Regions from separate parts of the Homo sapiens genome. Here all the other regions are linked to region 2. A link is a contact called in ENCODE Hi-C or POLR2A ChIA-PET data. All regions are on one chromosome and are shown on one strand. Each heading gives the region's core, a stretch centred on a gene start or an enhancer-like site at or near the end of the contact. The rest is flanking DNA. Distances are from core to core; before and after follow the strand shown. Region 1 overlaps STAT4 (signal transducer and activator of transcription 4). Region 2 has its middle 66 kb from the start of NABP1. Region 3 overlaps CAVIN2-AS1 (CAVIN2 and TMEFF2 antisense RNA 1).

Evidence for each region. Hi-C counts contacts between places; a loop is a spot of excess contacts on that map. ChIA-PET counts read pairs that join two places held with the same protein, here RNA polymerase II (POLR2A). Pooled maps may share reads with other maps.
Region 1: a pooled map shows a loop between it and region 2 (3-fold over the local background). The contact joins two enhancer-like sites. A Hi-C loop is called at or near these places in 2 of 37 single-sample maps with no recorded cell type and 8 of 50 pooled maps. POLR2A ChIA-PET finds 5 or more read pairs at or near these places in 2 of 52 experiments (activated CD4-positive, alpha-beta T cell and activated T-cell).
Region 3: a loop to region 2 is called in a map with no recorded cell type, with 1.9 times the contacts of the local background. The contact joins two enhancer-like sites. A Hi-C loop is called at or near these places in 2 of 37 single-sample maps with no recorded cell type and 4 of 50 pooled maps.

What each region holds. Positions count from the first base shown.
Region 1 is chr2:191,113,285-191,116,966 of GRCh38, forward strand. The region is part of intron 3 of STAT4 (signal transducer and activator of transcription 4); the gene reads right to left. Among named protein-coding and RNA genes, the nearest start is that of STAT4, 36 kb to the right of the region's middle. Within about 2 kb of position 1,292, at least 5 of the 41 ENCODE cell types and tissues checked have a DNase peak (open chromatin) inside an H3K27ac peak, as active enhancers do.
Region 2 is chr2:191,610,453-191,614,199 of GRCh38, forward strand. No RefSeq gene overlaps it. Among named protein-coding and RNA genes, the nearest start is that of NABP1, 66 kb to the right of the region's middle. Within about 2 kb of position 1,324, at least 3 of the 41 ENCODE cell types and tissues checked have a DNase peak (open chromatin) inside an H3K27ac peak, as active enhancers do.
Region 3 is chr2:191,925,737-191,929,504 of GRCh38, forward strand. All of the region lies in intron 1 of CAVIN2-AS1 (CAVIN2 and TMEFF2 antisense RNA 1), which reads left to right. Among named protein-coding and RNA genes, the nearest start is that of CAVIN2, 81 kb to the left of the region's middle. Within about 2 kb of position 2,020, at least 5 of the 41 ENCODE cell types and tissues checked have a DNase peak (open chromatin) inside an H3K27ac peak, as active enhancers do.

The DNA of each region.
Region 1 (3,682 bases), core at 42-2,541, 500 kb before region 2:
GAACAAGCATTATCTCTCCTATTTTTTCCTTCTTTGCATCTGAACTTGTCTCTTAGTACCTATATTACAGTTGTTCCTTTGATCTTGAGAGCTCCAACAGGGTTATAGTTCAGAGCTTGGGACACAGGAGAAAGCACTTTTTCAAATTTATTGGATTGAAGAGAAGGAAAAGTGCTGAATTTGACAGAATGAAACAGCATTGGATATAAATATGCTCAGAAACTTATACAAGGTAGTCAAACTTGAAGAAGGCTGAATTGGTTTAAGAGATTCAAGGAAACTTTTGGCTTCACAGGGAGATGTAAGAAGGCAATTAGGTACCATTAGGGCCAAATTTGTCTTTTGTCATCATGCGGAAGAAAGATTAAAAAGGTTAAAGATGAAATTTAGAGAGTGTTCCGAGTTGGAGTTTCATCAAAAGGAGCAGGGAAATAGGATAGAGAAAAAATAATTACGGAAACCAGTATAAAGAAAATCTGTGAAAATTCCTTATTTTTTAAAAGTACACTTTTTGTACAGGGAGTACTCCCAAGAGTAGCAGAGAACATTACAGAAATGTTACAGAAATAGAGAAAGTGATTTATATAAAGAACATGTTTTCATATGTATCATTTTTGATATGCCTCTCCCTTCTGCTCAACCACCACAGACAGGAGGTTCCCCTAGAGTTTATGGCTGATCAAATCTGATGTTTAAAATACATTGTTTCTGAAGAAAACTGTGGTCTGATCTAAGATGTGATATACAGGAAGCTGCTGTTATAATTTAATCTGGGCCATAATTGTTTTACAACTTAGGTAACTTTTTAGACTTAGTGTATCTACCTGAATTGTGGTAGAGACAGGAATAATTTTCAGTGAACGTAATGAAAAGCTCAATCCTTAAGTGTTATAGTATTCAATACTCAACTGCTAAAATAATTTTAAAGTTGGCCAAGGCATAAAATTTATAGCCTGAAGTCTTGCCAAAATCACGGTAATGAGACCATAAATCAATAGAATGTCCCTAAAAATAAATTTTGCTGGTTATTTGTTGCATACATATTATTATTAAGGTTCCTTGCATATCTAAAATATTATTTTCCTTATGCATATGGTATATAATAAATGGATACTGTGGTACATTTTGTGTGCAGTATAGAATAGTGGTGAAAGCAAAAGAAGAAACGATATATTTAAAAATAAGCATTTCAGTATCGTTTTTCTTACTGTTCTATTCTCACCTCCTCCGTTAAGTTTAACAGGAAGTCACAACTCTCAGTTGCATAACTTGTGTTTTCCATTCTCTGCATATTTTTCAGCTGAGCACTTATTAGAAATATGAAGTCACTTCAAGTGACAACACCATCATGACACCTCCTATCAAAAGTGACGTCACTTTTGTCTATAATCAAAGCACTGGGGCTCTCCTACCAAATCATTTCACTTGCCATAGGGCTACTGCTGTAGATCATGCTTCTTTACGGGCTGCAGAGCTGGGGGCTGCCTTTGGAGTGGAGAGACAGCAATTACAAACGTTGAAGAGGATGGAGTTCTGCTTTCAGTTCAGCTCAGCAGCCACATAATGTATTGTTGAAGCAGTGGGAAGGTATGTTCCTACCCTCGCAGGCAAAATTTCACAGACTTTTATGTGTTGTCATTATTGCCATTGTTATTTTTTTGTTTCCAGAACTGATGTACTGAATCGCATATTAGTTTATGTGATAAAAAAGGTAAATTTGTTTTTTCCCTCTATATTTGGTATTTTGATTTTTTTTACAACAAGTATGAAAGTGTGTTACTTTTATAAACAGAAAAAAGTATCTGTTTTTCAATTCTACCAACACTTATGGAGGGTCTGCTATATGCCACACACTGTGCTGAGTATTGGGAATCCAAAGTTGAAAGAGATAATTCCACCTCCAGGTCATTTCATCAAAAACCCATTCACCAAGAACCCATTTGTCAAGGTGATTCCTGGTCCTTTGTTCTCAAAAACTCACAAGCTAAAAGAAAACACAGACATGTAAGCAGTCATGAGATGTCTGCTTCATTGGTGATGAACAAAGCTATTGTTCAAGGCTCAGAGAGGAAAATAATTCTTTGGAGGTTAGGAATGGATCCAATGAAATAAAGCAACCTTGGTGTCTCACCCTAGGAGACATAGCTTCATAAGAGGGTTGTGGGTTGGATTCCATCACCCACTTGTCCTTCTGTCTGGTTCATTTGTGCAAGACATAACCTGTCAACCACGCTTCAATGCCTTGGAGAACTCTACTGTTTTGAAAACATCTGCTTTGGTCTTGATGCTATCTTATCAGATTCTGCAAAAGCTGACCAGCCATTTCCGTTGTGTCTCATCAGGTCCTTAGTCACCTATGACAATTGGACCGAATGCTCCTCCCACAAGCAAAATCACCATAGCTTGTTTCCAATGAGAATCTTAGGTTACATTAAGTATCTGGGTGATTCAGCTGGTACCTGACCTCAGTCCTCAGAAATACTGACTTTCTGTCAATGCATAGACAGTGAAGAATAAATTTTGTATTTTCCTGTATATGTTATGCCAGGATTATATTCATCAATAAACTTCAATTTGGGAGGTGGAGAAGAGTCCAAAAATGTACTCTTATTCTAAATACTAGGTCCTCTTTCTGACTATTCAAGTAGGGCTACTTACAGAAGGCCAGATACAACTATATCTATTCTACATTACTGCTTACTTCCTGCAGGAGTAAGGTATTAGTCATATGGTACGTTTGGTTGAAATGAACATTATGACCACAGAAAAAACTTAGAATGTGTTGGATTGTCAGAAAAACTTCATTTGCTTGAATTGTGCTCTGATCATTACATGTAATGCTTTGGTAAGGGCCGTGATGGACAAAGTCAATGGTACTCTTCCATTCCCAATGTGAAGCTAAGATCACATATGTACCCTTTGTTCACTGATGCTGACAAGAGGGAATTGGTTTGATAATACAGTGCTTTTACACCTATGATACGACACCACCTTCTCTGCAGAATCATATCACCTGTACATTTCATCCTAAATTAATGCCCTTGTCAGCTGGTCTTGTGGCTGTGCAATTACTTTGCAAGCTAAAATTTAGATAAAGAAGAATCAGCCTAGTTATAATAAAATAGCCCAAGGAAAGTTGAGAAATGCTAATTCAAGTTAGAAAGAAATACCCGAGTAGCCTAGAAAATAATCTTCTAATAAAATCAGTGTAGATTTACAATAAGTTAAAAGGAATAACCTTATAGATTTAGAATTTTTTTAAAAGCATATTGCATGAAATTTAGACAAAGGTGGCATGCTTTGGGAACAGTCCATCCCACTTAACTTTCTCGGTTAAAGCAGGACACCACTGAAGGCTGCTTGAAGACTCAGCTCCAGTATAATTACTTGCAATTACTTAATTACTGTCCTCTTTGGTTCATCACATACCTCATGGGCAGGAGACACCTCTGTCTTACTGCCTGTTGTATCCCAACATCAGAAGTGTTCCTGGCAGAGAAACTCCCCAACATAACTTGTTGAATGAATAAATGACTGAAAGTAAATTTACTCAAATGTCTCAGAAATGACAAGATGCTTGAGGTGGACAGTAAATAAATCTTTGGGAATCCATCGCTTCCACTAAGAAAGCAACTCAAATATCCCTCCCGTTGGAGTGGCAAAGAATAATGAAATATACGTG
Region 2 (3,747 bases), core at 74-2,573:
AAACATGATTTCTTGACAGTGATATTAGCAGAAGCATTTAACCTGTGGCCACAGGGGCATTAACAGCAGAGTCAGTTTGTGCAGTGGATCTGATTTCCTAAATTAGGGAATTGTTCCTTGGTAGGGCGTAGGCTGGCTAGGGACAAAGCAGTTATGGGGAGTGGAACAACAGGGGTGTATATTAGTAGCTTTTGAGCAGAGAACAAAAAAATGGGCCTACATTTCAAAAGAAGCCTAGTAAGAAAGAATCTGCTCATAATAAAGTTGGTCAAGTAGAGGCTCACGAGAAAAGGCTATACCATCTCTTCAGAGACAGTGGGAGTATAGGTTGACCTATAAGTGAGAGGATCTGTAGCATCTGTTCCCAGGAAGTGGGGACAAGGATTGAGGACTGCCAGTGAAAATTAGACCTTGTAAAAGTGAAAATTAGACCTTGTAAAACAGACAAAATGCAATTCCTACTTGCATCTCTTCCATGATTGCTGCATAAATGAGCAACTTGTGCAATCACTTTAACTGAAATGACTAATTATTTAACATATATCTTTGGCTAAATCCCATTCAGAGAACACAGAGAAATAATGGCTTATTTTTTATTACAAATTTTAAAATGTTTAAATTTTCAACCAATGGTTTTAGTATTATCTTAGATACTGCCTTAGAGTCTGCTTTTATAGCACTTCTCTTCCAAAAAACTTCCAGTATAATGCCAAGAACATTTATCCTTCATAATTCAAACTTGGAGTTATGCCAAAGCCTGTTATAAATTTTATTTTGATACTTGATTCTGAATATGTAACGTAGACCAACATATCCTTATTCATTTTCAACAAATGCCAAACTTTCAAAGCAGCGTTATACAGGTGACTTCTTTAACAAGACTTTAGGGTCCTCAGGCTATCTCAGGTGCACAAAATGGAAACTCCCTGAGGGCAGGGCCAAGCCTGTAGTGTTCAGTGGCTTCTCCTCAAGCTTAATAAGCCCTATACTGGCTCAATGGATAATACATGCTAATGGATTTCTTCTTATAGCTATATTTACTGAAAAAAAAAAGGTTAAGGGGAAGTAGAATAATACATTTTATTGGATGAAGGAACTTGAATGAAGTTCCCATTTAGTGAAATATGTGCTTAGCACATAAACTAAGTATATAGCTGTTTAAAAAGAGACAAAAGCCAAAAAGTCTGTAGCATGTTTTCTCTTTTCAGTATTCCCCAGTCTACAGTTTATTATTCCATTTTCTTAATGGTTTTTCTCTGCCCTCTATAATTACCCTGAAGGACCATCACTAAAGGGCGAATCTGGTACTTCTGCTTTCAGAAGTAGCCCTTGTTACCTCATGGAGATGAAATTCTCTGGCTTTCAGTTCCCATTTGGTAATAGCCCCATGCACATCCACTCTGACAGGCGATTGGTTGCTTTTGGCAGCAGAGTGAAGTGTGTGCACAGGGATGGCGGATGGAGGAAACTCTGCAGAAGAATTCAGGAGTGAGGACAGCCTGGACTGGTTGGGAAGGGGCAGCTAAGAGAACAGGTGCCATGGATGCTGTTCAACAAGAATGGCAACTCGAAGAGCTGTGGATAACCCACAGGGAGGCTGACTGGCATGTCCACCTTCCCTATTTTCTGAGGTAGCCATTGCCCTCCCATATATTCTTGGAATCCTTATCCACATTGCTTGCCCAACAAACATTCAGTAAAGACAAATGGGAAAACTTGAGAATAATCCAGAATAGCTTGGTACATGGAGAAAAGCAGTCATAGTATACAGCAATTACTCAGAGAGCTAAGAGTCTGAGGTCTTCAATTTTATTTCTGGATAACAATTTACTTTAATGTAGAAATATACTTGGCATCTTTACTTTAATCAGTCCCCTGTGAAGTGGGCATAATTTCATTAATGTATGCCATACAGATGCTATTGTGAGGATTAATTAATGCTTTTAAAATGTGGACTTCAAATTAAAATTATTTCACCTTGAACCAAATAAAAGACCCTTAAAATTAACAGACACGTATATCTATACATGTTAACTACTAAGGAATTTCCTTTCTTTTTTCTCTGTTAGAACTGAAAAACCCCAAACAATAGGATGTGTTTAACTCCACCATGTAACTGTAGTTACTAATGGCAGAAACAATGCTCACATAAGTGCTGGAAGACTTAGCAATTCCTTGAAGAATCTGATTCATAAGGGAAAAGTGCTCTTCAGCTATTTTAAGCACTTAGGTGCATGTTCTCTGAGTGAGTCTACTGTCATAGCAACTGATTTACCGCAGAAAAGCAGGGAAATGTCTTAAGTCAGAGGTGCTTTTCCTTACCCTTTATTTGGGAATCTTTTCCTTGACTTTTAGAATTAAACTTTGTGACTCAGACAACTATCATGAAAAATTTCATTCAATGAATAACAATTCTGTGGCAGTTAAAAAATTTCTAAAGTGCCAGGTTTAATAGATGTTCAGATGTTACGGTTTAGCACCTAAGGTCCTGAAAGCATGCCAGAATACCAGATAGTGTGACATTCATGTGACAGTGAATGAGAAAATGAACCTGTGGGTTTGTATAAATATATACAGAAAATTCAGATTGAGAGAATCCAGACCAGTCTGAAATTTAAGGTTCATCTGGATTACCCTAGTTTTTTTTTTTTTGAGACGGAGTCTCGCTCTGTCCCCCAGGCTGGAGTGCAATGGTGCTATCTCAGCTCACTGCAACCTCCACCTCCCGGGTTCAGGCAATTCTCCTGCCTCAGCCTCCTGAGTAGCTGGGATGACGGGCACCCGCCACCACACCTGGCTAATTTTTTGTATTTTTAGTAGAGACGGGGTTTCACCGTGTTATCTAGGATGGGATCACCCTAATTTTAATCACCTTATGGTTAATTTGATCCCACACAGAATTACAAACTACATATTCCAAAAAAGTCAATCAAATAACCAATAGCCTGAAAAAAGGTATCCCACATTTAGAAACTGTCTGAGGGGAAAAAAATTAATCCTTTGGGGTAGATGTTTTAGTGGCTCCCCATCAATAAACAATGAAACAATTGGTGAGGCAGGAGATACTGTGTAATGACTTTTGTGTGATGATAAATTTCTAAAAGGGGTTTCATTTCCTCTATAACACTTGAATTTATTTTATACACAAAGGTTTTGTATAAAACGGCCATAGACATTCACCAAATCAAAGTGTTAAACTTGGGCAAACATATTAACTTTTAAAAAAAGAGAAGCATAAGGAAAGAAAATACATACCTGAAATCACTTATCCAAAACCCTCAGGGTCCAGAAGTGTTTTGTAATGTAAGGCTTTTTGAATCTTGGAGTGATAATGAGATAAATTATATCAAATCATACATAAGATACCCTGTGGGGTGTGGGGCAGCACCCTGTAATGAAACAAATTGATATTGCTTCAGTGAAATGTGTGAACATTCACAATGATTGTGATCAATGGAGATTAAAAATAGCCTCAAGTCAGTTGAGGACAAGTTTTGTTGCCAAATGAGTTTACGTCAGGTCAGGTTTTGATGCCAAATGAGTTATGAAAAGTCTTTCATTTATCAAATCTCTTTGGACTTCCAAATAGGTAGAAAAGGGATTGTCAACCTATACTGCCTCATGCAATGGCTAACATACTTTTCCCTCTGCTCATTGAATGCAGCTGAAAATATGCACTGTTCAAAAAAGGAAATAGATGAATTAAGAAGTGTCGGAGCTACAAGAAGTTAGCAAAGAAAAACAGAA
Region 3 (3,768 bases), core at 770-3,269, 320 kb after region 2:
AAACAAATATTTGGAACTTTTAATGGACACTTTTTGTTACATGAGTTGTAGTTGATTGTCTCTTCATAGTAAAGTTATGGTTTGTGATACTGAACTATGCAACTAAAAGTTTGGTGTCATAGTTAATGTTCAATTATAGTGAAGGAGAAAAGTGACACCAATATATCAAAGATGAAGCTAATCCAATACGTGTACACTAGAGTTGTCCATGTAGCTTACTATTCCAACTCTGAGGGGTACCAAGAAATATTGTAGTATTTTTGATCTTATTAGTTTCTTCTCTACAAAAAAGTGGATTTGTTATTCTAAGTATCTACCAGTGATCTTTAATAACTTGGACATAAATGTATGGAAACTTTACTTTCCATGCCTTTGTACTTTTAGTTGCAACACTTTCTTGGGGGTAACATCTTTTTAAAGTTTACTCACACCGTATAGTGTTTTATTAATTTAGTTTGAGAACTAAAGAGGTAACATTTCAAGAAGTCCTTAGTTCTAGGAACTGGTAAATGAAGCCACATTCAGTCATTTTGTATGCTTTTTTTACTCAATAAATATTGATCTTAATATATCACCTAAGCTTTGTGTTTCTCAGCTTAGAAGTTTTAATTGTTTGAGTCTATCTTGATACAGAGTCTAGTCAACCTCTCTAATGATTCTACATGCTGCTCTCTATACTTCATTCAGTTTAGTTGTACTGTCATTGAGATGTGAATTCATCCAGGAAAAGCAGATACTTTGCTGCCTCAGACATATCTAATTTTAAAAATGTTTTATTTCCAAAACCCTTTCCTAGGGGTGCCCAGCATTGTGTTTCTCCTTAACTACAGAAGCAAAGTAAGCTGATTTTAGGAAAAATTGTTTCTAGTTCTTTCTAAACATTGGTTTAGACTTTTAGTAATTGATAAGATCTCATATCTTACACATATATGTCTATATCACTGTTCTCTAAGGTTAATCCTTTAACAATGGCACATGTTAAAGATCATACACCAGTTTTCTTTCTACTTAGGCAGTGTTGGAAGTGTTGATGTTGTAGTTGTTTGTATTTTATTTTCCCTGTAAGCTCAGACAGTTCACTACTGAAGTGAGTTTCATATCACCTACAAACTTGAAACCCACTGTGTGTGTGTGTGTGTGTGTGTGTGTAAAATGTTGGTGTGAAACTTTGTCAAAATGTTTCGAAAGTCTAAATAAATAGCACTCAGTGGTTTCCCTTTGGACATATGCTTATTTCTATATTCCCTTCTTGATTAATTTTTAGCTTTATTATGGAGGTTTTCAAACACACAAAAGTGGAGAGAAAAGGTTATAAACTACTGTGTACCCATCTTAGCAACATGTTGCTTTCTTTTTTGTTGTTGTTATATCTATCCTTTTCCCTCAGTTCTTTTTTCTAGGAATATTTTAAGGTGAATCCTGAATACCATATAATTTCATCCATACATACATCTATCTGATAACAGAAAAGTACTCTTTAAGAAATTCAACAGAATTTCCATAACTTCTTAGTATCTGGTCCAAGTCATCTAAATTGTCTCTCAAAGGTTATTAGCCAAGACTCCTCAATATATAAACCGTAACTCTCATGGATATTGCATCTGTAACTTTTATGGAGATGCCATTATCATATCAAGATTAGAAATCAGATTGAGAGCCTTTTGTTTCCAGAATCTCCTCTGGAGTCCTTCTTATGGGTGTGAGTCACACTGGCAAGCTGCCATTCTTCTCACATAGTAGTGGTTATTAACAACAGGTCACACATTTTGGCCACCGGTTCCATATTTTACCCTTGAGTTCCTTTAGCAGTCTTGGGTGAATGCCATCTGGGCCTGGTGATTTATTTACATTTCGTTTGCCACTTGGGTCTGGGAAAGTCCTGTTTTCCACTGTTTGTTCCAATTCCTCTGACCTGACGGCTTTAAAGCAAGATGCAAGTGAGACTCTTTTCTAAAGTCTTCTTCAGTAAAGACTGAAGCAAACAATTCATCGATCCTTCCTGCTATCACCTTTTCATCCCTGAATGGCCTTTGCATTTTCTAGCTGGCTTCCTGACTTTGTTATACTTAAAGGGGTTTGCATTTTTGCTTTGGACTCCCCTGTGAGGTGCTCTATTGATTTCTTCATGGACCATTTGTTTTTAGTTTGCTTCTGACCTGCTCTACATTCCTTTTCTTTGAGAGTAGCAAGTTTTACATTTAAAAATATTTGTATGGCCTTTTCGTGTTACCAACTTGGCATTTGAGGCTCTTGTTGAAGAGCTCTCTGTTCTGATTGTAGCTCACATTTCTCCTGGTCTCCCAATGAGGTGTTTTAATGTGGTCTCTATGGGGTACTTGTTTATTTTGAAAACGTTTCCTACCCATATGTGTACTTTTCTCTTCCTTTCCCTTTCACGAATTGCAAAATCACAAGATGGAAATGGAACTTGAGGCTTTCCCTGTCCCACTTGAATGTCTGGCTCATAAGTGTAATTGCTGTTAATGAGTGGTTCTCCCACAAGCTACTTCTGGCTTTATTTCACAATCCACTCCTGAGAATCATAGGATCCATGTCTAGTTTTGGGAGGTGCTATCCAACTTCCTTCTGTAGCCACAGACCAGCCTTGTGGGCAGTTGTTAAGGCTAGCGTTTCCATACTTGCATTTAACTGACTGGACAAGGGGGAGAAGTGAGTGGTAACTTGTTCAAAATTTAGGAAGAGCCAACTCGAGATTCATCATTTTATCATTTGGTTTATTACTTACAACATGGATAATATGCCACAGATAATTAAGGTTTGATCTTACATGTTGGTTAGATGATATAGAGCATCAGAGTCTAAGAGAAATGTATTGTGCATTACATGCCCAACTTAAAATTTTCTGGTTACCATATTCTGAAAAGTAAAAAGCAACAGGTGAAATTTTCAATGATATATTTTATTTAACCCCAGTAGTTAAAATGTAATGATCTTAACATGTAATCAATATATACATTATTAATACGATTTTTATATGTTTTATACTAAATCTTTGAAATCCAGTGTGTACTTTCTATTTACAGCACATTTCAATTAGAACCAGCCATATGTCAAGTACTTAGTAGCCACATTTGAAAGTGTCTATCATATTGGACAGTGTAGCCTTTGAGAGGGTTATATAGGGTCCTCCTCAGAAAACAGTCTTTTATTCATGAATTCTACAGAAATCATTCAGAATTCACACACACACACACACACACACACCCACACACCATTTTACTTACATCTGTGATAGCCCATCAGAGTAACAAACTCTGAAGGAGGCATTTTACCTGACAAGAACAAAGTTGATGAATATATTTAACTGTATTACTCTAATGTACTTGGTATATCTCCTCTAATTAAAATAAGATTATCTTACAACTTATGAAATGAAGATCTGGCATAATAGACTTAGAATATGATGAAAATGTTTTCATTAACTGCAAAGATACCCTGCAAGGCACGGCATTTTATCTCAAGTCCCCGATAACATTAATATACCCTTTTAATCTCTGAAGCATTTAAGACTTAATAGGAACTCCTTAAAGAATGACAGAATTGTAAGACTTTACAAGGTTGCTTTAATTGGAAAGTCCTTACAGCCCTCCATGATTTTGAACAAGTATAAAATAAAATTCTTCATTGGTGGAATGTACGAGTATAGTCTTGTTTACTCTGCGCAAAACTCAAAAGCCAGACGTGGGGGTGGGTGTAAAAGAAAGGAAAGTAGGGGTTAATGGTGTTTTCCGGTGATTGTCCTTAGCT